Linked DNA regions of Homo sapiens: region 1 is linked to region 2. A link is a loop called in an ENCODE intact Hi-C map of the cell type or tissue named here. Cell type or tissue: CD4-positive, alpha-beta T cell. All regions are shown on one strand. Each heading gives the region's core, and the rest is flanking DNA. Links, peaks and the distances in the headings are about the cores only.

Evidence for each region. Hi-C counts contacts between places; a loop is a spot of excess contacts. Peaks named below come from ENCODE experiments on the same cell type or tissue, not always from the same donor. Only the 100,000 strongest peaks of a DNase experiment are listed, where the experiment ranks them.
Region 1: it touches region 2 in a loop (3-fold over the local background); 5 of 110 quality-filtered maps call a loop at or near these places.

What each region holds. Positions count from the first base shown.
Region 1 is chr3:45,653,970-45,669,638 of GRCh38, forward strand. It overlaps LIMD1 (LIM domain containing 1), which reads left to right. Exons shown (of 8, transcript NM_014240.3): 3 at 11,681-11,748; 4 at 14,325-14,387. Among named protein-coding and RNA genes, the nearest start is that of LIMD1-AS1, 27 kb to the right of the region's middle. In CD4-positive, alpha-beta T cell, for the core only: CTCF peaks have their summits at 2,984 (motif pointing left), 3,188, 6,273 (motif pointing left) and 6,475; DNase peaks (open chromatin) are centred at 2,972 and 6,252; H3K27ac peaks cover 160 bases.
Region 2 is chr3:46,069,463-46,085,131 of GRCh38, forward strand. It overlaps a transcript of XCR1 not described here. Among named protein-coding and RNA genes, the nearest start is that of XCR1, 50 kb to the left of the region's middle. RefSeq lists an enhancer at 174-343. In CD4-positive, alpha-beta T cell, for the core only: CTCF peaks have their summits at 7,320, 7,521, 9,575 (motif pointing left) and 9,774; DNase peaks (open chromatin) are centred at 7,337 and 9,539.

The DNA of each region.
Region 1 (15,669 bases), core at 2,448-10,447, 420 kb before region 2:
GAAGAAGTAGATTGGTTAGAATTTTGTGCGATGATGCAGATATTCTAAAGCTTCCCTAGTCACAAGTGGCCATCAAGTACTCAAGATATACTTGTTCAAGCCCTGGCGCTAAATTTTTGATGTTATCTTAATTGATTTAAACTTACATAAATAACCACATGTGGCTAGTAGCCACCATGGACAGTACAGGTAGAAGTCACTAACTGGGACAGTACAATCAAAACAATCCAAGTGACTACTGATTTTTACTTTCTTTTCTCGGAAACTCTTCTCATTGTTGGGAAACCCTTGCATTTTTACTTCTCAGGGAGATATTTTGGAACTGAAATTTGTGGTGGAGTCTTACCGCCAAGGACCAGTTATGTTTCCAGAATAGGTTATAGCTTATTTCTATTTTATAGGGAAGGAAGAGTGGTGAGTATTATTGCACGTTTTAGTTTTGTCAGATTAAATGGCTGACCTCTCTTTGTGATGTCCTTAACTCTTGTTTCCTTTGTTAAACTACACCGGCTTTATCAGATGCATTTTTCTCTTTTAAACTGAGGATGGCTTGAAGGCAAATATAAAATACTCATTCACGGCCTGCAGGTGGCTCACACCTGTAATCCCAGCACTGTGGGAGGCTGAGGCAGGTGAATAGCTTGAACCCCGGAGTTTGAGACCAGCCTGGGCAACATGGTGAAACCCCGTCTCTACTAAAAATACACACAAAAAATTAGCCAGTCATGGTGGCATCCACGTGTGTTCCCAGCTACTCAAGGCTGAGGTGGGAGGATTGCTCTAGCCCAGGAGGAGATTGCACCACTGCACTCCAGCCTGGGTGACAGAGTAAGACCCTGTCTCAAAAAAAAAAAAAAAAAAAAAAGAAAAAAGAAAAAATTCATTCACTACATCTACAGGAAGTGTCTTTTTGGAGTGGATTCTCTGTGAGTCTGCACATTTATCAGTCAATTTTTTTTTTTTTTTTTAAGACATAGTCTCACTCTGTCACCCAGGCTGGAGTACAATGGTGCAATCTCAGCTCACTGCAACCTCTGCCACCCGGGTTCAAGTGATTCTCCTGCCTCAGCCTCCTGAGTAGCTGGGATTACAGGCTCACGCCACCAGGCCTGGCTAATTTTTGTATTTTTAGTAGAGATGGGGTTTCACCCTGTTGGCCAAGCTGGTGTCGAACTCCTGACCTCAAGTGATCTGCCTACCTCAGCCTCCCAAAGTGCTGGGATTATAGGCATGAGACACCACACTCGGCCTATCAGTCAATATTTTATAAACGGCTGATGTAAATAAAGAAAATAAAGAGCATTTTGACTACTGTCTTCTAAACTGTAAAAATGGTCTATTGAGTATATATTTAGTGTGACGATCATCAGCTATTTCCTAGTGGAGGGAATTCCTTTACTGGAAGCAGGACGATTCTGAAACTAGAATTATAAAGATGTAACACTGACACTCCCACCCCCAGTTTATGTTTGATGCTGATTATTCAGGGATGGTTTAGGTCTTAGCATTTTTGACCAAGATGAACAGCATCAAATGGAAGTGCCAGTTCAGAGACAAGCCTGAGGCATAGTCTGACTTGGTGGTTCTCAAAGTGTGGTCCCTGGACTAGCACCATCAGCATCACTAGGGAACTTAACTAGAAATGCAGAGTCTCGGGCCCCTTCCCACACTTACTAAGTCAGCAGTCTGTGTTTCAACAAACTCACCTGGTGGTTCTGAAGCATGCTAAGGTTTGAGAACCACCTAAGTTTTTGGTGTTTATCCCTCGGCTATTCCATTTTGTCCTCTGTCCTTATTAGCTCTGCCAAAGCCGCAGCAGCTCCCTAGTGTTACGTCTCTACGTATGAGCCGCCATAACAAGTCAGTGAGGACAGTGAAATTTGCCTCTTCAAGGGAGCAGAAGGAAGTTTAATTGGGAATGCCAGGAAATCCATCTACTTCCCTGGAAGGACTGAACGTTTATACCGCCCCCTCACAAATCCTTATGTTGAATCTCTAATCCCAACATGATGGTATTTGGAGGTGGAGTCTTTGGGAGGTGATTAAGTTATGAGAGTGGATACTTCCTGAATGGGATTAGTGTCCTTATAAGAAGAGCTCAGAGATGTAGTTAGTTCCCTTTCCACCATGTGAGAAAACAGCAGGAAGACAGCCATCTGTAAATCAGGAACTGGATCCTCACCAAGAACCTGACCCTACTAGCACCCTGATGTTGGACTTCCAACCTCCAGAGCTGTGAGAAATAAATGTCTATTGTTTAAGCTACTCACTTTATGGTATTTTGTTCTAACAGCCTAAAATGACTAAGACATTCCCCTTAGTCTGAGAGATATTCCTTTTGGAACAGAAAACAAGAGAGACAGTATAGTGTGGTGGAAAGAGTGTTGACTTTGCACAAGAGAGACCTGGGTTCGAATCTCAACTTTTCTATTTAACTTTTAGCTACATAGGTGAATTTAACCTCTTTAGCTTTTGTTTCTCCATCAGAAAAAAAAAAAAAAGCATCAGTAACTCAACCGTAATATAGTAAGTGAGTTTCCTTTTTCTTTTTCTTTCTTTTTTTTTTTGAGACGGAGTCTCACTCTGTCGCCAGGCTGGAGTGCAGTGGTGCAATCTCGGCTCACTGCAACCTCGGCCTCCCGGGTTCAAGCGATTCTCCTGCCTCAGCTTCCTGAGTAGCTGGGATTACAGGCACGCACCACCACACCCAGCTGGTTTTTGTATTTTTAGTAGGGACGGGGTTTCACCATGTTGGCCAGGATGGTCTTGGTCTCCTGACCTCATGATCCGCCCACCTTGGCCTCCCAAAGTGCTGAGATTACAGGCGTGAGCCACCACGCCCAGCCGACAAGTGAGTTTCAACTGCCCAAACGTCAGGGCACATTATTGCAAGATTAATGAAATGACTCAAGCAGGCCTCCAGGGCTGGCTGGCTTGGGGTAAATTGTGCTGCTTCAACCTGTCCTTGTCCTGGCTGTGGTTTGGCACCACCTAGTGGCGGTTGGGTGCTCTAGCTTAAATGTCAATAAGGAGGATTCTGGATCCTGCTCTTGATTGGAACTTTCAGGACAGTGGCAGTGATTCCAGGAATTTTCAGGTTAGTTGGCGTCTGTTTCATTGGCCAAATCTGGGGTGATTCAGCCTGGAGAATACCTTTTCTGCCTCCCTGCTTCTCAGCACCAGGTTGCTTGCTGTTTCCTACCTGGCCTCAGCCTCCTCTCAGCAACCCCCTTTCTCCAAAGATACAAACTTTAGCCTGTCTCCAAGTGGAAGGTTACCTATCAAGTTACATCTAAATGCCTGTCATCACAAGGAGTTTTTACGGAGCTGTTCATGACACTTAAGTGAGACATGAGGCAAGTAAAAGGCCCAGTACCTAGAAAGTGTTTGAATGAAAATTCCCTTTTCCGGCCAGATATGGTAACTCACACCTGTAATCTCAACGCTTTGGGAGGCCAAGGCGGGAGGATTGCTGAGACCAGGAGTTCGAGGCTGCAGTGAGCTATGATTGTACCACTGCACTCCAGCCTGGGCAACAGAGCAAGACGCTGTCTCAAAAAAAAAAAAAAAAAAAAGGAAAAAGAAAGAAAGGCCTGTCCCATTTCCTGGCAGAAGAGAGAAACTGGATTCTGCATATAGGTGTGCATCCAACAAGCATTAAATACTGCTGCATGGCCTCATGGTGCAGTGGAACAAGCACAGTCTTCACAGTCAGACAAATCTGGGTTCCCATCCTGCCCACTTACTACCTGGGTAAGCCTCAATTTCCTTACTTATGAAATGAAAACGATAATGTGTAATTCATAAGTATCATATTTTTACTCCAGAAAGTTAGGAGTAATCCTTGGGTGTGATTTCAAGTGATTCCCAAAAATAATCAATTCCTGTATCCTTGTACTGCTCCATGACATTGACATGTGATGTGTTTTATTTCTGCCCGACTCTTTACTGAACCCTTTCTACGCTCACTGAAACCTGGAGTAGGTGATGGCTTTGAGTAGGAAATGACTTTGTGAGTTTCTTCCGTAAAAGGCATGTGACAGTACAGGGTCAGAAGGTGGAGTGATGCAGTAACCTGTGTGGCAAAGTTTTCAAGCATTTAAAAATATATGTGAAAGCCCTAAACATAGTACTTAGACCACAGAAGACAATCAGTAGATGTTAGGCTTTTCTCCCACTCAGAATACAAACAAATATATTTTGATACACTATCCAGTTTCTAACCTCAGGTGGTCTTTCAAAACCGAAGTGAAAAATGAAGTGTGAGTTCTTCAGAGCAAACTAAGCCCCACCCTCTTAGGTCAGTGGGGGAGTCTCAGTTTTTTAAAATTTGGAATAAAGGAAAATCAGACGTAGTCCCCCAACCCCCTGTACTGGCCTCCTGTGTCCGGACATGGGAATTCTCAGCTGTGGGAACTGGCAGCAAGAGGACTTATCTAGCCAGCTGGGCAATTTTTTAAATGATCAGAGCAATACCTGCTCATTGGTAAATCTTTGGGAAAGTGTAGGAAAGTATATAGAAGCAACCAACTAGGAAATAAACCATCCCCTCCACCATGCAGATTCTTTTTTTTTTTTTTTTTTTTTTTTTTTTTTTTGAGACTGAGTTTTGCTCATGTTGCTCATTGCAGGCTGGAGTGCAATGGTGTGATCTCAGCTCACCACAATCTCCACTCCTTGGGTTCAAGTGATTCTCCTGCCTCAGCCTCCTGAGTAGCTGGGACTACAGGCATGCACCACCATGCCTGGCTAATTTTGTATTTTTAGTAGAGAGGGGGCTTTTCCATGTTGGTCAGACTGGTCTTGAACTCCCGACTTCAGGCGATCTGCCCGCCTTGGCCTCTCAAAGTGCTAGGATTACAGGCATGAGCCACCGTGCCTGGCCTCACCATGCAGATTCTAAATATGTCCACTCAGAGGCGTTGCCACTCATGGGCAGATTTCCTTTCCAGTCTTTTTTTCTTTGAATTTCTTTATATAGTTGAGATGCACAATTTTTAAATCTTGCTTTTTACTTTTCACATTATAACATAAGGGTTTTCTTTTAAGATTAAAAGTATTTTTTCATATTATACATATTTCTAGAAAAATTTAATATAGAAATATGTGAAGTAAAGTGAAATTTCTCTCTAATACCATCTGTCACTGTACCTAATACTAGAAAGAAAATTTAAAATATTAAAGTATATAAAGTAGAAAGTGATGTTTCACTGTTATACTTCTACCAGTGTTACCCACTGTTTGTTTTTTTCCCTTTTGCATATCAGTGGTATCTGCAAATTACTGAAATGGAATTGTACTATAAATACACTTGTCAAGTTTGCTTTTTTCACTTGTTAATATATTTTCAGTCTGGGTGCAGTAGTTCACACCTGTAATCCTGAGATGGGCTGATCACTTGAGCCCAGGAGTTGTTGACTAGCCTTAGACAACATGGCGAAACACTGTCTCTACAAAAAAATACAAAAATTAGGCAGTTGTGGTGGTGCACACCTGTAGCCCTATCTACTCAGGAGGCCGAGGTGGGAGGATTCCTTGAGCCTGGGAGGCTGAGGCTGCAGATTGCACCACTGCACTCCAGCCTGGGTGACAGAGTCAGGCTCCATCTCAAAAAAACCCCAAACATATATATATGCTATCCCCAAACATATATATATGCTATATATAAGCATTTTCCAATATGACTAAAACACTATTTAAATGACATTTTAAATAGCTATGTAACATTTCATCATTTATATGTACTCTGGTTTATATAACCATTCCTCTAAGGCTGCCAGTTTGGATCTAAGTAAATATTTATTCACTTTTTAAAATTCTTTCCCAAAGCTAAGTCTCAGATAACCTCACTGAGTCAGAGATAAACATTTTAAAGTTTCCCTTCCAGGGAGAGTTTATCATCTTACACTCTCAGCAGTAGCTTATGAAAATATACAGTGACAACAATCACAAACACTTAAAAAATCTTTGTTGATCTCCTGGATGAAAAAGCTTTCGTTTAATTTGTTTCTTAACACTAGAGGGTTCAGTGCTTCTGCATGTTCAATGATCTTCCTCTGTGATTTTTGGAATAGAGGTGATCTTCGCCCTATTACACAAAACGTTGATTTCCAGCTCAGATTCCTTAGAACTTGCTAACCCCATTCCTGGAACCAAAGTGCTGTTTGCTGTGTTCTCCATACATTGGATCAGAAGCCTAAGCTCTGGAAGTCCTGCGCCGTTTCCTGGTGGCCTCCTAGCTCCCTCTAGGGGCCCCATCCGCAACTGCAGCCCCACCTTCTTTCCTCTCTTGAGGAATGAGTTTACCCTGCGGGAATTCCGAGAAGGAAGAGGCGAAAGTGGGGAGCTCCACAAGTAAAGATTTGGACTTTGTGATCAGACAGTGTGTGAATAGTTTTGCTTACTGGTTGAGCAAGCTTCTCTTAGGTGGGCTGTCTTTTTTTTTTTTTTTTTTTTTTTTTCCCGAGACGGAGTCTCTCTCTGTCATAAAGGCTAGAGTGCAATGGCGCGATCTTAGCTTCCTGCAGCCTCCGCCTCCCAGGTTCAAGCGATTCTCCTACCGCGGCCTCCCAAGTAGCTAGGATTATAGGCGCGTGCCACCATGCCAAGCTAATTTTTGTATTTTTAGTGGAGATGAGGTTTCGCCATGTTGGCCAGGCTGGTCTCGAACTCGTGATCTCAAGTGGTCCAACAGCCTCAGCCTCCCAGAGTGCTGGGATCACAGGCGTGAGCCACCGCGCCCGGCCAGGTGGGCTGTTTGTGTTCCTCGTCACCTTGTTCCTGGGGAGGGACAGAGGGCAGCAGATCAGCTGTCACCCAGGTAGGTGTCCGACGTGGGAAAAGTATGGGAAAGATACTCTAGTTAGTTCTCATTTTCTTTTCTAAAACTTCGAGTTCTCTGGAGTCCCTTTATAGAGAGAAAGTTTAAGTAACTGAAATTAATTTCCATGGCTGTCAAGGGGGTTCTGATGATGATCCCTGAGATCACCCAGCTGTAGGTAGACATTCTTGGTACCTTAGTTTAGCAGAGTCAGAAAATACTGCGAACGTTCAAGGATGGGGACCTTCTAGAAGAGAGGGCAACAGTAACTTTGAGGGGAGGACAAGAGAGCAGCTTTGGAGACCTAAAGAGTTGTGGCCTTCTATGTAAGTCCTATTATCCCTTCCATGCACCCCCACCCACATTCCCCTACTCCATTAAACTTTGTTTCAGGTTATAAAAATAATGCATAATTATTGCAGGAAAAAATGGTAATTGAAAATCACCTATTTCTTACACTCAAAGATAATGACTTAAAATTTGGTGTACATCTTATGTGTATGAGTGTACACATAATTTTGTCATCATATATGTGAGTGTGTTCATAACTGTAACCCACATACTTATATACTTCCTTTAAAATATTTTAAGTATTTTTCCCTGTCAATAAATATTTTTTTGAAAACACAATCTTTTTATGGCTGCATAATATTCCAACATGTATATGGGTTATCATTTAATAGGAATTGGACATTTGATGCTCATTTTTAGCAAGCTATTATAAATCTGAGATGACGATTTCTGGAACTAGGATAAATTCCTGAAATAGAATTTTTGGGGAGAAAATATCTGAACTTTGTAAATTCTACTGACATTTAATACAAATTTCTCTCCTAAGAGCTTGTTTTAGCTTCTGCTATCCCTTGCAGAGTGTGAACAAGTATCTGTTTGTCTGTGTCATTACTAACACTGGGGTTATCATTCTTTTTAAGCTTTGCTAGTCTGATAGGTAAAGCATAGGGTTTTTTGTTGTTGTTTGTTTTTGGAGAGACAGAGTCTCACTCTATTGCCCAGGCTGGCGTGCACAGACGTGATCTCAGCTCACTGCAGTCTCAACCTCTAGGCACAAGTGATCCTCCTAGCTCAGCCTCCTAAGTAGCTGGGACTACAGGCGTGCCCCACTACACCTAGCTAACTTTTTTATTATTTGTAGAGATGGGATCTTGCTGTGTTGCCTAGGCTGGTCTTGAGCTCCTGGGTTCAAGTGATCCTCCCACCTTGGCCTCCCAAAGTGTTGGAATTACAGGTGTGAGCCACTGTGCCTGGCAGCAATATTTTTTAAATCATGAGGAAAGCTAAAGATTTTATTTTATAGTTATTGATCATTCATACTTATTTTGTGGTTTGTCTGCCTATTCTTTACCCATTTTTTATATAGGACTGTTACTTGAGTTATTTTCATATTAGAGTTACATCCTTTTCTGTCATACAGTATAGATGTTTGCTCTAGTTTGTTATTGCCTTTTCGTTTACGGTGTTTCACCTAAGTGTGTGTGTGTGTGTGTGTGTGTGCGCGTGTAAAACCTACTGGAAGGTACTATGGGAAATAATCCTTATTTACCTGTCACCCAGAATGCACAGACATTTTTACATTATAGTTTTGGTTTGATATTTTTTATAAAGGAAATTAAATATATAAAAATTGTGTGTGTATTTTAAAACCTACTGGAAAGTACTATAGGAAATAATCCTTATTTACCTATCACCCAGAATGCACAGACATTTTTACATTGTAGCTTTGATTCTGTATTTTTATAAAGGAAATAAAATATTATATAAAAATTGGAATCATCTTGATTCCTTTTCCCATCCTCTCCCTTCCTTCCCTAGGGCAGCTGCCATTATGAATTGAAATTTTCCTACTGTTACCATATATACTATTGTCAATAAAAAACATACAGTACTAGTTTACAGTACTAGTTTGTGGCCGGGCATGGTGGCTCACACCTGTAATCCCAGCACTTTGGGAGGCCGAGGTGGGTGGATCACCTGAGGTCAGGAGTTCGAGACCAGCCTGGCCACCATCTCTACTAAAAATACAAAAATTAGCCGGGTATGGTGGTGAGTGCCTGTAATCCCAGTTGCTTGGGAGGCTGAGGCAGGAGAATCACTTGAACCTGGGAGGCAGAGGCTGCAGTGAACCAAGATCGTGCCACTGCACTCCAGCCTGGGCGACACAGCGAGACTCCGTCTCAAAAAAAAAAAACAAAACAGTACTAGTTTGTGTATGTGTGTGTGCGCACTCTCAAACTTACACATATACGATCATTGGTATATCTTCAGGCATTTTGCCTTATTTGCACTGGTGTTCAGTTCAATTAATAATGATATGCATAGATCTAGCCCTTTCATTTTGACTGCTGTCTGGTATTACATCCAGTAAATACAGCTCCAGTTTCTTCGTCTATTTATCAATTCTCATATCTAGTGAACACTGAAGACGCTTCTAGTTTTTCCATAACAACGTTGCCGTGAACATCCATACATGTCTGTCCTCATGCATGTTTGGGTAATCTTCTCAAGGGGCAACCTTAGAAGTGTGTTGTGGATTATGTGTATTTTCAGATCTATTGGCCCTTGACAAATTGTTCCCAAGTAGTCATCCCAGTTGATGATACTCCCACCAGTGTGAAAGGGCTCCTCTTGTCCCACACCTTCCAAGACATGCTATTAGATTTAGTAATTTTTGCCAATCTATGAAAGTGAGATAGAATCTCATTGTGGTTTTAGTTTGCATTATCCTGATTGTTGATAGGATAGAACATCTTTTTATTATAGATATTGGGGTTATGATTAATAATCCTGGTTATTCCTAAGGTATAACAGGTTTTCTATTCTATGCACTTTCTCTTCCTGCCCTTTGCTCATTTCCCCATTGGATTATTTATCTTTTTCTTATTAATTGGTGTTCTTTGTGTCTTAGGTACTAATACTATTTTAATTTATTTTATTTATTTATTTTTGAGACAGAGTCTTGCTCTGTTGCCCAGTCTTGACTCACTGCAATCTCCACCTCCTGGGTTCAAGTGATTCTTCTGCCTCAGACTCCCAAGTAGTGCGTGGCACCATGCCTGGCTAATTTTTTTTTTTTTTTTTTTTGAGACAGAGTCTCCCTCTGTCACCCAGGCTGGAGTGCAGTGGCATGATCTCGGCTCACTGCAACCTCCGCCTCCTAGGTGCAGGCGATTCTCCTGCCTCAGTCTCCCAAGTAGCTGGGGTTACAGGTGCATGCCACCATGCCCAGCTCTTTTTTGTATTTTTAGTAGAGATGGGGTTTCACCATATTGGCCAGGCTGATCTCGAACTCCTGACCTCAGGTGATCCACCTGCCTCAGCCTCCCAAAGTGCTGGCACTACAGGCTTGAGCCACTGTGCCCGGCCAATTTTTGTACCTTTTGTAGAGACAAAGTTTCACCATGTTGGCCAGGCTGGTCCCAAACTCCTGACCTCAAGTGATCCTCCCGTGTCAGCCTCCCAAAATGCTGGGACTACAGACGTGAACAACTGTGCCCGGCCAGATACTAATAGCATTTTATATGTGCTTTGGCCATCTTCTGATCCATGGCTTACTCTTCCTTTTTTCTTTAACTCAACATGTACTGCACTCTGTTAGAGTATTGCCAAAGCTTCCCCTCCAAGTATGAAGCTGACTTAGCTATATCTTCAAGGAATGTAGCATATACTCAGAGTATTAAAAAGTCCTACAGGAACCTACAGGAGGGCTGGGGGAAACATTCAGACAACACTAGATCTGGTAGCAACGACCACCACAGCAAAGAAGATGGATTTGTAGTTAAAGTTACTTCCTTTTTTATGCCTTTTCCGCTGCGTTGATGCTTTCAGGGTCCTCTCTGAGGTCTGAGGAATGTTCTTTGACAGTCTTGTCGCTATCTGCCTTGCGCTGCTTTGCCTCCTGTGGGCGTCACCAGGCGAGGGCAGCCAGTGTTCGTCTGGCGGGTTTCTCTGTATCTCGGGCACTGTTTGTGACAATGATGATTTTACTTTCATTTTGTGGGCTGGCCCCAAAGGGCTTGGTTTAACTTTTTGCAGAGAGTTCATTCAGTTTCTGAAACCCCCACATTGCCTGTTGAGTATGTGTTGAGCCTAGCACTGGAAATGCCCTCAGATCTGTGAATACTGCCAAGTAGGGGATCCCGGGACACCCTCTGCTGACCTTGAGCTCACAGCCCCATTGTGTTTTCCATAAGAGATGAGAGGGACTGATAAAGGATGTTTACCTGTGTTAGCCTTATGGAAGCAAGAGTTCCATCCAAGGAATCAGGGTGCTTTGAACTTTTCCCACTCCCGCCTACTCGTTTTAGGTCAAGAGAAACAAAAATATCCTTCCAACAATGTGTGTTTTCTACAGTTTAGGTGAGAAAAAGATAGGAAAATAATAGTTAACCAATGTATAGGACTCTCCTGATAGGCGGTCACAATGGTCCTGGAGCATATGTCCAAGGTGACTGTCATAAATGCCTGTGGGAAACTGCATCTTCACAAGAGACTGTTGCTTGGATGCCCCCTTGTGTTGCCTCTGCTGTCCTGCCACCAAATGCTTTGCTGGCATCTTTCCAAGCAGATAGGAGGTGCTGGAAGGTGAGCGTAGGATGACTTCCAAGTCAGCCCTTGAGTCTTTTTGCCAAATAGCACCTGCCAGGGCACCCTTCCTCCCGGCCTCAGCCTGCCTGCCTCTCGCCGAGGGCCACGGCATCTTTTAGGAACTGGAAAGTGTCATTGACAGTTGGCGGTTTTTACGTGTTTATTTCTGCCTAAAGATTTTGCTTTTCACTTTTCACTTTTTCCACTGCATATTAAAATTTTTCTTTTTTTACCCTGTGTTTGTGATTTTTTCCTTAGGCCGGAAGCTGAGAGGAAAAGCCTTTTATTTTGTCAACGGCAAAGTGTTTTGTGAAGAAGACTTCCTGGTGAGTGTGTCACCGAAGCCTCCCCTTGCATGTCCTGGCCAGAGTCAGAGGGCAGGGGCCTGGGGGGACCTGGGCCAGCGTGTAGGGAAGCTGCACTGCTGGAGAGAGGGGCCCTGCCTTTCCTTCTGTAGATACTTGGGGGTGGCCATGTTCCTGAGGCCAATGGCAAACCACACAGCTTTGTACTTTGAAGGAACTGTGGGGTCACTTGGCTATCCTCTTGCTGCTTTCTGCAGTTCTGCCTCTTCCACCACCCTGGACTCCTCCTCTTAGACCACTGGACTGGGACCTGGGCTCTCTTCTTCTCATCCCACTCTCTCTGGGGATCTAGCTTCTCCCATGGACTGGAAGTCCATCCATGTGCCAGTGGCTCCCAGACCTGAGCTCTAGCCCTGCCGCACCTCTGAGGCCAGCTGCTGGCATCCCACTGGCCCCTGGGCTGTGTCCCAACCCCTCACGTACCAGCCCCTCACCATATTTCTGTGAAGCAGAAAAATCTTACCTTGCCTTGGGTCCTGATCTGTGAGAATTGCCTCCTAGGTTTGTCCTCAACCCCACCTCCTTGAACGCAGCCAGGCGTTGAACTCTGTGCTGCCATGTCTTCCACAATTCTGCCTCCGTTCATACCTCCGGCATGGCTCAGCCAGGCTAGCTTAACGGCCTCCGCACACCCGCATCAAGAGGCCTTATAGGGCATAAACCTGGCCTGCTTGGTCCCAGCATGTGCAGGGTACAAAGCACACTCAGAAGCTCTCCGAGGTCTGGAATCCCCAGCTGCCCACACCTATGCAACCTCATGCCTTCGTGCCTTTGCTTGGGCCATTTCCCCTGCTTGCAATGTCTTGCCCCTTTATTTTCCCAGATCCCCCCAACAGCCTTCCTGTCCCTCCTGCACCCACAATGGAGGAGCTCTTCTGTGCTGCCACCATGCCCAGGGCCTGCCCTGGCAGGGCTGTGGGCTGTTAGCCCTGAGCAGTATGTCTGCTTACAAGTCTCTCCTCCATTGACTGAAAGCTTCCAGGATAGAAAGAACATGCGTCTTCACCTTCACACCTGCAGATTCTAACAAGATGCCATGCAGACTGGGTGCTTGGTAGTTGGTGGTTGAAATGACTCTGTCATCTCAGGGATGAGGAATGTGAGATGCAGAGATGGGCTCAGGGCCAGCTTCTCCCTGCCTTCCCTTGAGAAAAGCTCTATTTGGTTTTCACTGAAAAGTTGATTCATTATGATTCCTGTTGGCCAGAAACAGACTAGCAAACCCAAACGGGCTTAAGTAAAAAGGAAATTATTCCAGCAGTGCCTCAGGAGTCATTTTCTCCACAGTTTTTGGCCGTGTATCTCAGTGTTAGCTTCAGTCTCAGGTCCTATGTGATGGCCAGATGTTGGGAGGACCCCAGAGTTTACATTCTCTCAGTTTCACATCCGATGGGCAAGAGTGCCAGTCCCTCCTTCGGAATCCTCCACAGACGTCTGATGGAGTCTCATTGGCTCTTACTGGGCCACATGCCCACGCCTGGAAAAAGTAACAGTGCTGGAGGAATGCAAGGCTCTGATGGGCCAGATCTGTCAATGCCCTGCCTGGGCCCTGGCATGGAGCCAGCCCACATGGTGATGGGAGCCACGTGGTGTGGAGCTGGGGGCTGGATCTCAAATGAAAATAGAGAGCTATTACCCCCAGAATGGGGCGTAGGTGCCAGACAACAGAAACCTCCACCACATGGTGTAGAGTTGCAGAAAGTTTCCCTTTTTTGTTTTTCCCAGCTTCCTTTCATAAGGTTTCCCCCAGTTAAGTTGTGTTTGTAATACCCAAACTTCTAGTCTAGCGTGTAGCATCTAGTATGTTTTTTGAAGAGAGCACCTCATGTCTTTCAAGACTGTGTGTGTGTATGTGTTTAGGTAAGATAAGGTAAGGTAAAGTAGATATTTATTAAGTTTCTTTGAAGCTAACTATAAAAGGCATTAGCTTTTTAACCAGAACCGGAGTTGAATTTGATTTCTGTCCTTACCCTTTGTTGGCTGTGTGACCTTGAAAAGTTCACTTAACCTCTCTGAGCTGCCCTCTGCTTCTATTTGAGGATTCTGGGTAATAATGTAGACCTTGCAGAATTGTTGTAAGCATTAGAGTGATGGTTTCAGAATCCCCTGAAAGGCTTGTGAAAACACAGATTGCCAGAACCCACCCCCTGAGTTTCCAAATCAGTAGGTCTGGAGTGGAGCCCAAGGATTTGCATTTTTTACAAGCTTTCAAGTGATGCCAGGGAACTGCTCTTTGAGAACCACTGAGATGGGATTAAAGCATCTCTATATACAGTCCCTTACATAGAGCCTGGCATGCTGTGGGTGCCCAGACACAGTCATTGTTAGAGTGAGTGGTACTAGTATTTGTGATGGCTTTCGTGGCAGAGAATATTCTATGACTCAGCCCACAGCTGTGTTGTACTTGGGGATGACAGAATTCTGCACAGAGTGACACATCTTTCTGAGAAATTCCTTATAATCCTCTTGGCTGTTGGGGAAGTGGCTGATTCATCTTACCAGTCTGGGTTTAACTTTCTTTTCTTTTTCTTCTGCAGTACTCTGGTTTCCAGCAGTCGGCTGACAGGTGTTTTCTTTGTGGACATCTGATCATGGACATGGTGAGTAGGTCAGCCAAAGAAGAGAACAGCATCTCAGGTGGAGGAGGAGGTGTTCAGAGAAAAAAGAAATTAATAATTGAGGACAGTGTTTCTTATCTTGATTTGTGGTTACAGCTGGGCGCAGTGGCTCATGCCTGTAATCCCAGCACTTTGGGAGGCCGAGGCGGGCGGATCACGAGGTCAGGAGTTTGAGACCAACCAGCCTGGCCAATATGGTGAAACCTTGTCTCTACTAAAAATACAAAAATTTTCCGGGCGTGGTGGTGCATGCCTGTAGTCCCAGCTACTTGAGAGGCCAAGGCAGGAGAATTGTTTGAACCCTGGAGGCGGAGTTTGCAGTGAGCCAAGATCACGCCACTGCACTCCAGCCTGGGCAACAGAGTGAGACTCCACCTCAAAAAAAAAAAAAAAGTCCCTGTAAAGTACAGCTTGCTTGTTCTAATAGAACCCACATTGTTGGCTTTTATTGGAATTAACATCTTTAACCATCTAGAGCACACGCTATCATGTTTCCGATAATGCTTTCTCCTCCTCTGGGCTGTTTGAATCGCACTGGCCTCCCTCTGGCTTCTCTGTGATCCTTGTGGCATCCCAGGTGAGATGCTAAATACAGTCTGTTTTTACTGCAGAAATCTCAGCTACCTTGGAGTCAAATGCAGAAAGCCAGAGGAGCAAAGTTGTTTTTCTCCCTGTGTTATGCCCAGCTCACACCATTACGAAGATGAGTTTTTAGGGCCTGTCATTTAGTTCTGAGACAGCAGAGCAAGGACCAGGTTTTATACATTCCATTCTTTGCTCAGTCACTGGCTCTCTGAGGTTATTTTGGGCTTCAGGTCTTCAGTGGGGACAATTTTTCCCTAGAGGGTTAGGTTATGAGGTTAATGAATACAACATCAAATTGTTCACCATTGGAAACCAGCCTTTAAGAAGTTCTTTAATATACTGATCAGAGGAAATGATTATATAACATACTTTAAGTTGGAAACAGTTAAGTCCCTCTCTAAGCTGACTCATTAATTTCATTCTAGAGAAGATAATTTCTAATTATTAGTATTTTTAATTTTACCTTTTTATTGAGAAATAACTCATAGAGTAAAAGATACTAATCTTAAGTGTACATCTGAACGAGTTTTCACATGTGCATATACCCCTGTAACCACCACCCAGATCAAGATATAGAACACTTCCCAAACTCCAGAAAGTTCCTTCTTGTCTATTCCCACTCAAGACCCCACTCCCACAAAGGCAACCATTATTCCAACTTCTATTGCCAGAAATTCAT
Region 2 (15,669 bases), core at 5,115-13,114:
AACCCTTGTACGGGGGGGTTAGACATGGTAACCTCCTCTATCTCCATGCAGTTGAAAATCTGCATATAACATTTGACTCTCCCAAAACTTAACTATTAATAGCCTACTATTGACCAAAGCTTTACCATAACATAAATAGTGGATTAATACATATTTTGTATGTTATATGTATTACATGCTGTATTCTTACAATAAAGTAAGCTAGAGAAAAGAAAATATTAAGAAAATAACCTCTCTTGGTAAGTCTAGCTAGCAATTTATTAATTTTATTTTTTCAAATAACCAACTTTCTGTGCTATTGATAATTTGTATTGTTTTCTTTTGTTTTAATTTCATTTAGTTCTGCTCTCATCTTTATTTCTTTTCTTCTGCTAGTTTTGGGTTTGTTTTTTTCTTCTTTTTCTAGTTCCTTGAGGTGTGATGTTAGGTTGTTAATTTGCGATCTATTTTTTTTTTTGGATGTAGAAGTTTAATGCTATAAACTTCTCTCTTAGCACTGCTTTTGTTGTATCCCAGAGGTTTTGGTATGTTGTGTTTCCATTTTCATTCATCTCAAAAAATTTTTAAATTTTCATCATTGACCCAAGATTATTCAGGAGCATGTTACTTAATTTCATGTATTTTTATAGTTTCCAGAGTTCTTGTTATTGATTTCTAGTTTTATTCCACTATGATCTGAGAATATACTTGATATGATTTTGATCTTTAAAAATGCATTGAGACTTGGTTTGCAGCCTCACAGATGATCTATCTTGGAGAATGTTCCATATGCTGATGAGAAGAAGGTATATTCTATAGTTTTGAGTGGAATGTTCTGTAAATGTCTATTAGGTCCATTTGGTCTAAAGTCCAATTTAAGTCCAATGTTTCTTTGTTAATTTTCTGTCTCAATGATCTATCTAATGCTGTAGGTGGGATGCTGAAGTCCCTCACTATTATTGTGTTATTGTCCATCTCTTTCTTTAGATCTAGTAATATTTGTTTTATTAATCTGAGTGCTGTGGTGTTGGCTGCATATATATTTAGGATTGTTATATTCTTTTGTTGAATTGATCCCTTTATCATTATATATAATGACCCTTGGGTTTTTTTAAGGTGTGTTTTATCTGATACAACTATAGCTACTCCTGCTTCCTTTTGGTTTCTGTTTGTGTGGAATATCTTTTTCCACCCCTTTACTTTCAGTATATATGTGTCTACCAAAAAGTTGAGTTCCTCGTAAGCAGCATGCAGTTTGATCTTGTTTTTTTAATCCATTATGTCAGTCTTTATCTTGTAAGTGGAACATTTAATCCACTTACATTCAAGGTTAATATTGATATGTGACATTTTGTTCCTGTCATATTGTTAATTGTTATCTAGTTGTTTTATCAATTCTTGGCTTTTTCTTCCTTTGTCTGTTGTCTTTGTGGTTTGGTGGTATTCTGTCATGTTGCCATTTGATTCCTTCCTCTTCCTCCTTTGTGTAATTGTTTTATGAAACCTGTGAGTTTTTATATTCTCATGTGGTTTTATGATGGTGAATACCAACCTTTTGTTTCCATCTTTAGTACTCCTTTGAGCATTTCTTGTACAAAAGAAGAGAGGAGATCCAAATAAACATACTCAGAAATGAAAATGAGACATTGCAACTGATACCACAGAAATACAAAAGATCATTAGAGACTATTATGAACAACTATATAGTCATAAACTAGAAACCTAGAGGAAATGGATAAATTCCTGGAAATATACAGCCTACTGATATTAAACAAGGAAGAAATAGAAATTCTGAACATACAAATAACAAGTAATGAGAATGCATCGATAATAAAAAAAATTGCCAGATTTTTTATTCCAAAAAATCCCAGGCCCAGGTGGCTTTTTTTTAAGTTTCAAAAAAAGGCCAGCACCAGATGGATTCACAGATGAAGTCTGCCAAATGTAAAGAGAAGAACTGTACCAATCTTCCTGATACTGTTCTAAAAAATTGAGGAGGGAATTCACCCTGACTCATTCCACAAAGCCAGTATCACCCTGATACTAAAGACAAGGATACAAGAAGAAAAGAAAACTACAGAGCAACATTCCCCGTGAACATAGATACAAAAATCCTCAACAAAATACTAGCAAATAGAATCCAAGAGCATATCCAAAAGATAATACAGGATGATCAACTGGGTTTTATTCCAAGGATACAAGGATGATTCAACATATGCAAATCAATACATGTGATTCACCACATAAACAGAACTAAGGACATAAGCCATATGATCATCTCAATAGATATAGAAAAACCATCTGATAAAATTCAGCATCACCTCATGATAAAAACACTCAACAAACTAGGCACAGAAGGAACATACCATAAAATAATAAAGCCCCATATATGACAAACCCATAGCCAACCTCATACTGAACGGTGGAAAGTTGAAAGCATTCCCTCCAAGAACTGGAACAAGTCAAGAATGTCCACATTTACCACTCCTATTTAACATAATACTGGAAGTCCTAGCCAGAGGAATGAGGCAAGAGAAACAAATTTTAAAAATCCACATTGGAAAAGAGGTAGTAAAATTATTTCTGCTTGCTGAGGTTATGATCTTATATCTAGAAAATACTAAATCCTTTAGATTTAATAAATGAATTCAGTAAAGTTTCAGGATACAAAATCAACAGACAAAAATCAGTAGCATTTCTATAAACCAATAATGATCAAGCTGAGAACCAAATCAAGACAGCAATCCCATTTACAATAACTAAAATTAAAACAACAACAACAACAAACCACCTTAGGCTGGGTATGGTGGCTCATGCCTGTAATCCCAGCATCTTGGGAGGCTGAGGTGGGCAGATCGCTTGAGCCCAGCAGTTCGAGACCAGCCTGGGCAACATGGTGAAATCCTGTTTCTACAAAAAATACAAAAAATTAGCTGGGCATGGTGGTGCACACCTAGAGTCCCAGTTACTTGGGAGGCTGAGGTGGGAAGATTGCTTGAGTCTGGGAGGCAGACATCGTACCAATGTACTCCAGCTTGGGTGGCTGAGAGGGACCTTGTCTCAGTGAAAATAAAACAAATAAAAACAAAACAAAAAATCCTGGAAATAAATTTAACCAAGGAGGTGAAAGAGCTCTACAAGAAAAGCAGCAAAACACTGATGAAAGAAATTATAGATGACCCAAATAAAAGGACAAATATCTCATGTTCATGGATCAGAAGAATTAATATTGTCAAAATGACCATACTGCCCACAGAAATCTACAGATTCAATGCAATTCCTATCATTAGAAAAATGATGTTGATAATTTATTGGAATTAGAAACAAATTCTAAAATTTGTATGCAACCAAAAAAGAGCCTGAATAGCTAAAGTATTCCTAAGCAAAATGAACAAAGCTGGAGGCATCACATTATCTGAGTTCAAATTATACTACAAGGCTATAGTAACCAAAACAGCATGGTACTAGTATAAAGGTAGACATATAGATCAGTATGACAGAATAGAGAACCCAGAAATAAAACCACATATTTAGAGACAATTGATCTTTGACAGAGCTGACAAAAACACACACTGGGGAAAAGATACCCTGTTCAATAAATGGTGCTGGAAAAATTGAATTGCGATATGCAGAAGAATGAAATTGGAACCATATCTCTCACCACATAAAAAAATCAACTCAAGATAGATTCAAGACTTAAATATAAGACTCAAAACTATAAAAATACTAGAAGAAAACCTAGGAAAAACGAGACATTGGTATAGGCAAAGAATTAATGACTAATATCTCAAAAGTACATATGACAAAGACAAAAATAGACAAGTGGGACTTAGTTAAACTCTTCTGCACACCAAAAGAAATAAATAACAGATGCTGGGTGCAGTGGTTCACATCTATAATCCCAACACTTTGGGAGGCTGAGGCGGGCAGATCACTTGAGGCCTGGAGTTCCAGACCAGCTTGGCCAACATGGCAAAATCCCATCTCTACTAAAATATTAGCTGGGCATGGTGGCACACACCTGTAATCCCAGCTACTTGGGAGGCTGAGGCATGAGAATTGCTTGAAGCCTGAGAGCCGGAGGTTGCAGTGAGCTGAGATCATGCCACTGTACTTCATCCTGAGAGACAGAGTGAGATTCTTAAACAAAAAACAAAAAACAAAAACAACAGAAATAAACAACAGAGTGGACAGAGAGCCTGCAGAATGGGAGAAAATATTTGCGACTTATGCATCTGACAGGGGACTAATATCCAGAATTTACAAGGAATTCAAACAACTCAACAACAACAAAATACAAATAACCCCATTAAAAAGTGGGCAAAGGACATGAATAGACATTTTAAAAGAAGATATACAAATGACCAAAAAGCATATGAAAAAATGCTCATTATTACAAATCATCAGAGAAATGCAGATGAAAACCAGAACATGATACCATCTTACACCAATCAGAATGGCAATTAAAAAAAAAAAACCCAACAGATACTGGTGAAGATGTGAAGAAAAGGGAACTCTTATACATTGTTGGTGGGAATGTAAATTAGTACAACCTCTTTGGAAAATAATATGGAGATTTCTCAAAGAACTAAAAGTAGAACTACCATTGAATCCAGCAACCCCACTACTGGGTATCTACCCAAAGGAAAAGAAAATAGTTATATCAGAGATAACTTGCACATGCATGTTTATCACAGCACAATTTACAATATATATGCAATGGAATTATTATTCAGCCATAAAGCAGCAACACGAATGGAACTGAAGGCCATCTTTTTTTTTTTTTTTTTTTTTTTTTTGAGACAGGGTCTCTTTTCTGTTGCCCAGGCTAGAGTGCAATGGCACAATCATGACTCATTGCAGCCTCAACCCCCAAGGCTCAAGTGATAGAGGTCATTATCTTAAGTAAAACAACTCAGAAACAGAAAGTCAAATACTGCACGTTCTCCTTCATAAGTGGGAGCTAAATAATGTATACACATGGACATAGAATGTGGAGTAATACACACTGGAGACTCAGAAGAACGGGAGGTAGTGGTGGGGGGTGAAGGATGAGAAATTATTTAATGGGTACAATGTACATTATTTGGGTGATAGATACACTAGAAGCCAAGACGTCATCATTATGTAATATATCCATGTAACAATGCAATTGTACCACTTAAATTTATATTTTAAAAAAAATCATAAGGAAGAAAAATATATTTACTATTCATTATGTGGAAGTAGGTCATCATAAAGGCTTTCATCCTCATTGTCTTCACACTGAGTAGGCTAAAGGAGGAAGAGGAAGAGGAGGGGTTGGTCTTACTGTTTCAGGGGTGGCAAAGGTAGACGAAATTTTGGATTTAAGTGGACCTTCCCAGTTTAAACCCATGTTGTTCAAGAATCAACTGTACTGTGAACAACTCTACACACATAAAACTTGTCAACTTAGATGAGATAAACCCACTCTTCAAAAAGCACAGACTACTATAACTCATCTATGAAACAGATAATTTGAATAGCCCTGTAACTACTAAGGACATTGAATTCATAATTAAAATCTCCCAAGAAAAAAATTTCCAGGCCCAGAGAGTTTAACTGGAAACTATTTCAAATATTTAAAGAATAATTAGCACTTTGAAAAGGAATGAAATGGGAAGAATCACTCTACCCAATTTTAAGACTTATTTCATAGCTATAGTAATATGTGATATTGGCAGAGGGACAGACACAAAGATTAATGGAAGAGAGTTAAAAAAACCCAGAAGTAGCCCCACACAAGTATGGCCCACTGGTTTTTGACAGTGGTGCCAAAGCAAGTCAATGAGGGAAGGATAGTCTTTTCAACAAATAGTGCTAGAGCAACTAGATGCTCATAGACCAAAAAAAAAAAAAAAAAAAAAACAACAAAAATCAAAACCAAGAAACCTCAATCTAAACCTTTGACCTTATACACAAATTAACTCAAATTGGATCATTGATATAAATGTAATGGATAAACTATAAAACTTTAAGAAGAAAACATAAGAGAAAATCTTTGAGACCTAAATCTTGGTGAAGAGTTCTTGGACATAACACCAAAAATATAATACATAAAAGAAAGAATAGATAAACTATTAAAATGAAAAACATTTGCCCTGCAAAAGGCCCTGTTAAGACCATCTCCAGAATGGGAGAAAATATTTTCCAACCACATATCAGACAAATAGCTCATGTCTAAAATATATATAGAATCCTCAAAATTCAACATTTAAAAAGAAAACAAAACAAACAAACAAAAAACAACCAATTCAGTTAAAAAATAGGAAATGACTTGAAGAGACATTTCATGGAAGAGGATTTTTCAAATGGCAAATGAGCACATGAAAATATATTCAATGTCACTAGCTACAAGGGAAAGGCAAATTAAGACCATGATAAGATATTATCACATATGTATCATAATAGTTAAAACAGTAAAAATAGTGGCAATACCAAATTCTGACAAGGATGTGGAAAAATCTAGATATCTCATACTTTGCTATCTAGTTTGGGGAATGTAACATGGCATAGCCACTCTGAAAAGAGTATAGCAGCCTCTTAAAAACCAAGCACGCACCATATGTGTTAGTCAGGGTTCTCCAGGAAAAAGAGCCAACAGGATAGATAGTGCTGGCCTGGGCCACCAAGATTTTTTAACAGTCACCTTCCAACCCTGCCCCAAGTGATTCCATGAGCAGCTAAGATTAAGAACCACTGCCCAGGGGAGACTTGGATTTTGTATGCAAAACAATTACTCCATGTGGTCCTACAATTTAGGCAAATTTGAAAGATACCCTTGTCTCTACCATCTGACATACCACCCACACTCAGCACTTGGCCAGCTCTGGGAACCCCTTGTATTCTTCTGGCTTTGAGAGAAATTGTTGAATGTAAGGTATGAGTCCTGCTGAAATCTGGGCCGTTCCTACTTCTTGGCTGAATATTTTGTCTGAGCTGGCCCCACATTGGCTCAAGTAAAGTCTTCAAAATTATTAATATATTTTGTGCCTCAGCTTCCTCAGCTGTAAAATGAGAAAGACACTCATCTTGCAGAGTTGAGTGCTTTAGATGTGATGTTGGTCAATGATTGCCATTTTGTAGAAGCTTAACAAATGGTAGCCATTATTTTGAAAAAAAAAAAAAAAATAGGATATCATTGAAATCAGCAGCAGCAAAGTTAAAAGACAGAATTGTGGCTCCTGTTTAGTTCACATATTTCCCTGGGAAGGAGGAAAGTTTCTATGCTGGGGCATAGAAAACAAGGGGCTATACCTCAATGGTCCCAAACTGACCTTATCAGGTTGGCCTTCTTGATAGTTTCACTTTCCAGATGCTAGAGAAATTTGCTGTGGGCCACTGCCCTCTATTGAAGTAATATTGTCACTTCTGAGGAAAGAATACTTGGACTTGCCATAGGAGAAGTCAAGGATTGCACTTGAATTTCATCTCACTGGGGTAAAGCTGACCCCTGTGTGAGCACTGAGAGAGAAAAGAAACTTTTTATGTGAGGAATACAAACCCCTTTAATATATCCAGCCCAGAAAGGCTTTGGAGTAAAAAGCTGTCACATCTCAGTCCCTGCTTGAGCTAAGTAGTTACCTCTTGAAGCCACTTGCTGTGGGCTCTGGACTAACTGATGCCACGTAGCTATAAAATGCCATATACCATAATCATGGATGCCACAACTCATATCCTCTAGCTCAGGGGTCCTCAACCTCTGGGACGCAGACCAGTTAGGAACTAGGCTGCACAGCAGGAGGTAAGCAGTGGGCAGGCAAGTGAGCAAAACTTTATCTGCTGCTACCCATTTCTAGTATTACCACCGGAGGTCCTCCTCCTGTCAGATCAGCAGCAGTATTAGATTCTCATAGAAGTGCAAACCCTATTGTGAACTGTGCATGCGAGGGACCTAGGTTGCATGCTCCTTACGAAAATCTAATTCCTAATGATCTGCCACTGTCTCCCATCACCTCCAGATGGGACCATCTAGTTGCAGGAAAACAAGCTCAGGGCTCTTACTGATTCTACATTATGGTGAGTCATGTATTTCATTATATATTACAATGTAACAATAATAGAAATAAAGTGCACAATAAATGTAATGCACTTGCTTCATCCCCAAACCATCTCCCCTACTCCTCCTAGGTCTGTGGAAAAATTGTCTTCCATGAAACTCGTCCCTGGTGCCAAAATTTTGGGGACCACTGCTGTAGCTCAACAACATAAAGCCAATCACTAATCAATGTTATTTCTGCAAACCAATGAGAATTCCTGTCAAATAGCTTTGTATCAGTCCACTCCTTGCTCACTTTTTGTCTTTAAAAACCTGCCTGAATGGATGCAGCTGGAGACAATTATTCTAAGTGAATTAACACAGGAACAGAATACCAAATACCGCACGTTCTCACTTATAAGTGAGAGCTAAACATTAGGCACACAGGGACATAAAGCTGGGAACAACACACATTGGGGACTATTAGAGTGGGGAGAGAAGGAAAGGGGCAAAGACTGAAAAACCACCTATTGGGTACCATGGTCGCTACCTGGCTGATGGCATCATTTGTACCCCAAACTTCAGCATCATGCAATATAGCCATGTAACAAACATGCACATGTAACCCCCTGAATCTAAAATAAAAGTTGAAATTATTTTTTAAAAAGCCTGCTCGCAACAAAGGCTGGATGCGGCACTCCCCAAAGCAACTTGGAAGTGTGTCCTGAGCAGCTGGCCTCATGTTGGCTCAAGTAAAGTCTTCAAAATTATGAATATATTTTGTGCCTCATCTTCTTCCTTTGGGGTCAGCATTTTTGGTGCCATGAGAAGGATTCAGAATAACCCCCTTGGCTCTACTATCTGACTTACCTCCCAGACTCAGCGCCTGGCCAGCTCTGGGAACCTCTTGTATTCTGACTTTGAGAGAAATTGTTGAATGTAAGGTATGAGTCCTGCTGAGATCTGGGCCTTTCCCATTTTTTGGTTGAAGGTCTAGATTTTGCCTGAGCTATGTTTTCCGATCCTCCCTTACTAGAATGGGAGTTTTCCATCTGTGCCTAATGGGCAGGAGATTTGGGTTCCAGAAAAGAAAAAGGGTAGGGGGAACAGCGTTTTTTCACCTCTGCCTTGGGGAAGGGAGGTCTGGGTCCAGGCATTGGCAATTTGACATTGGTGGTTTTGCTTTACATAGCACGCTTTTAAAATTGCAGCTGCTTCCTATTGTTTGAAATTCAGACTTGGATGTTTCATCTGTGACCAATTCCTATTAGTTCTAAACTGAAAAGTGCATGAGAGTGAGTTCTCTTGCTATGGAGAAAGGGCAGTTGCTCACTTTGACCAATTGGAGTGCTCTAGGTGACTGGAGACTTTGCAGAGTTTGCAGAGTCTCTGCAGACTTTGCAGAGGTGTCAAGGCTGTTGTCTAGGATATAAAGGACGCTCGTAGGGTATTCCTCACCACAAGAACGTTTTTTAGGGACTCGATCATCTGCATGGGCATAAAATACGGGACTGATCGCTCATACCTTTAGCACTCTGGTGCCACCTGGTGGTTAGAGGCATTCTGAGACAACGTAAGAGAGCAACTCATGACTTTTGGGTGACACCTAGAGGAGCAGTGCTCGTAAGCACCACACTTCCACCCAAACACATCCTGGGCCTTGGTCATTTTTAAGAAGTTCCTAAGTTACGGGAAATCAAGCTTGAAAATCTGAGCGCTCTTTTAAGGGACAACCATTGTTAGAAACACCATCTGGTTTTATGTACAACACTTATGAGACATCCTCTTGTAAATATCTAGGAAAACGGACCCATATAGCCCAGGATGATCATCAACAATGGCCAAAATGTGGGTCTTTTGAAATGCCCAAAATGATTCATTTGTGTGCACAATAGAGAAAAAAGCTGGTTTTAGAACATGAAATAGGATAATTACTTCCAATGGCACCTAGAGTTTTTTTAAGATAAATTCTGAGAAAATTGCCTCAATCCAAGAGGTAAACAAAAAGATCCTAAATCTATTTCTGAATTTAAAAAGACTTTGAAGCCCTCCTCCCTTCCACTTCCAGCTGTTTCTCCTCATCCTACCCCTGCACCTTTATATCCTCTCTTATCTCAAGTCCCCTGTCCTGCCCTTCCTTCCCTCCCACTACCACCTTAGGAAATTCCCTAGAACTTGAACCCCCTCCCTGAAACCCCATTTTGGCAGCCCCTTTTCAGGTAAAACCACAGCAAGAGGTGAGACCACTATTATGTATACCCCTTGGACAAAAACTGAACTGAAGAATATTATAAAAGACTTCCCTGACCTGCTCCAAGATCCCATAGGGTTTGCAGAACAATCTGCTTTAATTGTCCAGACTTATAAGCCCAGATATTCTGACCTTTATCAATTAGTTCACATGCTGGTATGAGAAGGCAGGGCCACTGAATGGCAAAAAAGGCAATCTGGAAAAATCCCTCAGAGGATTTGGAAAAACAAACAGAAGCTGACCATGAGAAGATCCACACTTTAGCCAAGTCTCTCTGTGATGCCATTTCCTGGGTCTTTCCTCAAATGTAGAGTGGAAGATAATTCAACAATATACTCAAAGGCCAGATGAATTTGTGCTTAATTATTTTGAACAGTTAAAAAAAAAACCTTTTAACAATATTCTGGAATGGAATGCCTGATGCTAGCCTCCAAGATCACCTATAATCGTGCCACTGTACTCTGGCCTGGGCAACAGAACAAGTCCTTGTCTCAAAAAAAAAAAAAGAAAAAAAAAGCCAACAAGTCTCCAACCTCTTGGAAGCAGTCCCCAACTGAAATCTCATAAAAATATAAAAATTCCTGGTCATGCCAAATTAGATACTCCAGAGAGCAAAGGCAATCATTTCACTGACAATGCCGCTAAGAATGCAGTCCTGAAGGTTACATCAGACAATAGATACCTTGAAATGTCCTTACAGACTTATTACCCATTTAAAACTTTGGCCAAGCATGGTGGCTCACATCTGTAATCCCAGCTACTTGGGAGGCTGAGGCATGAGAATCTTTTGAACTAGGGAGGCGGAGGTTGCAGTGAGCTGAGATTGTGCCACTGCACTCCAGCCTGAGTGACAAAGCGAGACCCTGTCTCAAAAACAAAAACAACAAAAAACCCCAGCCCCCCTGCCAAACAAACAAACAAGAACTTTATTAGAAGCAGCACAAACAGGAGCTCTCAAGAAGGAAATCGACCTCAGGAAAGATAAAGGAACCAAGTTTTCCCCAGAAACAGGCTTATGATGTGGACTTAATGATAGACCAATCTTTCCCTTAGGGCTTCAATTACCCTTTAAATGATGTGTTTATGAGCTGACTCATTGGAATCCAGATGAAACGACAGCTTGGGGAAAGCAATATTATTGGAAACCATCCCCTCTTGTTTATTCTTGCTGATGGTTTGTCCCAAACATAATCCTGGAAAACTCCTTCATAGGTTACAGGGACATTTTCCTTTACCTTTAGGACCCTTTGATATATGGCAATTGGACTTTATCCAGCTGCCCCTGTCTCAGGGTTATAGATATGTTCTGGTGCTAATTTATGTGTTTTCTCATTGGGATGAAACCTGCCCGTGCCAATGAGCCATGGTCCAAGTAGTAAGAAAATTGTTATTAGAAAAGATAATTCCTTCATGGGGAGTTTCATCTGAGCTCCAGAACGGCCAAGAAACACATTTTACTGGTCAAGTAATTCAATCCATTTGCAACATTTGGCCTATATTCCAATTGTGCTTTTAACCCCCAATCCTCTGGACTGGTGAAACACACCAATGGTATAATAAAAACTCAATGGCCAAACTAATTGAAGTTTTTAACCTCTCCTGGCCAAAGGCTGTCTCATTAGTTCTGCTCAGCCTGTGATCCACACCATTTGGAAAACACCAGCTCTCTCTCTTCAAAATAATAACAGGAAGGCCCACGTGACTAGATGAAGGAACTTATGAACTTGCATTTCTTAAAGGTGATATCCTCCATTACTGCCACAGTCTCAGAATACTTCTTATTAAGAACTCAAAATTAATCAAGAGTTCCTTCTGCAGAGAGCTCTGGGGAGATGAAATCATCAAAAATCATGGCCTGTAACTGGAGATTTCTTTTTTCTTTTTAAAGGTCTCTGATGTCTAATATTTGACAGACCAGTGAAGTAGTTTTGGCATTGCAAGCATTTTTGCCCTTTGTGAATTTCCCACTAGAGTGATTTGCAACTATTCCTTTTCTTTTTTTCTTTTTTTTTTTTAAAAATCTTATTCTAGATTTGGGGATACACATGCAGCTTTGTTATAAGGGCATATTGTGTGATGCCGAGGTTGGGGTGTGGTTGAACCCGTCATTCAGGTAGTGAGCATAGTACCCAATAGTTAGTTTTTCAGCACTTGCCTCCCTGCCTTCCTTTCCCTTCTCATAGTTCCCTGTGTCTCTTGTTTCCGTCTTTATGTTCGTGTGTACCCAATGTTTAGCTCCCACTTACAAGTGAGAATATGTGGAGATTTTGATTACTGGAAAGGATGTCGAATAAAAGATTCCTTCTCACCCAGTGGGAAGGGACCATATCAGGTACTATTGGCCAATCCCTGTGCCACTAAACTTAAAGGCATTGATGCATAGATTCATATTTCTCATTTTAAAAAGACAACCCTACCTGAGGGGACGTCTTTCATCATGGGAGATCTTAGTGGAATTGACTTGCAGTCTTCCTGACCAGAATGGAAAGTAGCTGACATTTGTGGTCACCTGTTTTCACCCAAGATACCAGACCAAGCCTGTATAACTTGTTCTTCATGATTCTAATGCCTACCACACCTGAAATATTTGCTCTCCTTTTTCTATTGACTGGAATACTTATGGCGTTAGGCCTCCATACTGTGAGTATCCTCTCTTGGATAAAATTGTTTTGGTAAAATCATCATATATATATTTATATGTGCATATATACATGCATACACACACACACACACACACATATATTCTCTTAGGATATATGTAAACAAATGCCTATAATCAGGCTCCTTTTTTTTTTTTTTTTTTTTTTCCTTTTTTTAGAGATGGGGTTTTGCTCTGTTGCCCATGCTGGAATGTAGTAACATGATCATAACTCACTGCGGCCTCCAACTCCTGGGCTCAAGCAATCCTCCCGACTCAGCTTCCCGAGTAGCTGGGGCAACAGAAGTGCACCACCACACCCAGCTAATTAAAAAAAAAATTGTAGAGAAGGGTCTTGCTATGTTGACCACACTGGTCTCAAACTCCTGGCCTTAAGTAATTCTCCCACCTCGGCCTCTCAAAGTGCTGGGATTACAGGCATTAGCCACTGCACCTGGCCTAGGTTTCTGTTTTTGCCGTCCCTGATAAATTTGACTGTAGCATGGAGGGATAATTCTCTGATCAGAATCCCACACACCATTGCCACTGCTGGAAATCTGAAGAGATGCTGGGTTTGCTACCCTAAACCAAAAACTACTTTTGACCACAATGACCCACTGGTACATTCTGCCCTAAATTTCACCAGTGTTCATGATAGCACTTGTAACACAACTCAGGGCCACATAAAAGCAAACCTGTTAATCAGGTCTGCCTGACTCATCCTAACCTGTTTGTCCTATGTTTCAATGTAACTCATCAGAATTCTTTTGTCAAAAATCACTGCTGCGTTACTCACTAATGACAGTACTAAAATCCATGATGTTGTTAGAAAATCCAAAGAAAACAGCCCCTCCAGCTATCAGGATCCTGTCTTCTTGCTTTAACATTTCTGACCCATTGATCCAGTAATGCCTCAAAACTGATGTTCTTAAATTATAGTGTACTTATCTGTGCTCCACCAGGATTTATTATAGTCTGTGGAGAAAATCACCAGCCATGGTCCTGTAAGTGTCTAAGAGCATGGAATGTTGAAGGGCAATATGTCTTAGGATATTTCGTTACCCTTCTCTCTATATACAGCTCTGAAGAAACTCAGCACTGGACTAGTTCCCTCAAACTTTTCTCTAGGCATGACTGCAGATCTACCTTAGATGGAGATTCTATTTAGAGAAAATGTGCTAATTATCTGGCTGGCCATCAAGAAGATAGCTCCATGCATTTTTTTTTCTTTGAGAATACTTTTGCCTTTGTTGGATGTAACTTCCCATGAACACATGATCTAAAATCCTTCTAAAACCCTAGGAAACATTGCTGATGAAACTGCTGTCTCCATCACAGCTCAACAAAAAGCTACAGATTTACTGACTAAGGTTGTGCTAGACAATCACATTGCTTTAGATTCTATATTAGCTGAGCAAGGAGGTGGATATGTGGTGGCAAATACCTCTTGTTGTATATACATAAGTATTTCCCATGAAGTAGAAACTCACCTAGGAAAAATCAGGGAAGAAGCTGCTTGACTACAGGTCTCTAAAGAAAAACTGAGATTTAATTTTCTTCAGGAGGTTTTTAGTTGACTCTTAACAGACTAGATTCCTTTTTCATTCTGGCATAAAAATTCTCTTTTTGGTTCTAATCCTATGTGCATTATATATTTCTATTATTCCAATTAATGCTAGATATCTTTCATTGTTTTATTTCTTCTGAGAAAATGAAAATCATGGTATTCCAGAGACTGGCGATGATGGAGCAAACAACAGCAGCTATGTAAGTCAATACTTTGTGGACTCACTTTTGCCATTCTGTATTGTCATCCTGATTCAGCTTTTTGGTGCTCTTAAAATTCCTCACTGAGATGTCTCCACTCCCCCATGTGGGACAGGGCTACCCAGGAATGAGCCTTCCTGGTGACAAGGGACAAGCTGGCACTCAGATTTGTATCATCAGTGCTTTTGAGGAGAAAAATTTGTGATCAAAAGGAAGGAAATGAGAGCAAAAGGAAACTTTTAATCATAGGAATGTGAGCCCTTTTAAATTATCAGTCCCAGAAAAGCATTGGAATGAAAAGCTATCACATCTCATGCCTCCCTTGAGCTAAGTAATTACCTCTTGAAGCCACTTGCTATGTGGACTCTAGACTAACTGATGCCAAGTAGCTATAAAATGCCATGCACTGGACGCCATAACTCATATCCTCCAGCTCAACAATGTAAAGCCAATCCCTAATCAATGTAATTTCTATAAACCAATGAGAATTCCTGCCAACTTTTTATCAGCTCACTCCTTGCTTTCTTTTTGTCTTTAAAAATCCACTTGTACAGATGTAGCTGGAGGCCATTATCCTAGGCGAATTAATGCAGGAAAAGAAAACCAAATACTGAATGTACACGCTTATAAGCAAGAGCTAAACACTGGGCACACAAAGACATAAAGACGGAAACCGTAGACACTGGGGGCTACTAGAGGGTGGAAGAAAGGAGTGGGGTAAGAATTGAACAACTATCTTATTGGGTACTATGCTCACTACCTGGGCGATGGCATCAGTCATACCCCAAACCTCAGCATCTTGCAATATACCCATGTAACAAATGTGCATATGGTACCTCCCGAATCTAAAATAAAAGTTGGATTTTTTTTTTAAAGCCTGAATGCAACAAAAGCTGGATGGAGTACTCCCCAAGGCAACTTGGAAGGGTGTCCTGGGCAGCTGGCCTCACATTGGCTCAAGTAAAGTCTTTAAAATTACATTTTGTGCTCAGCTTCTTCATTTTAGGTGGACAGCACTTGCAGAAAACCTTGCCC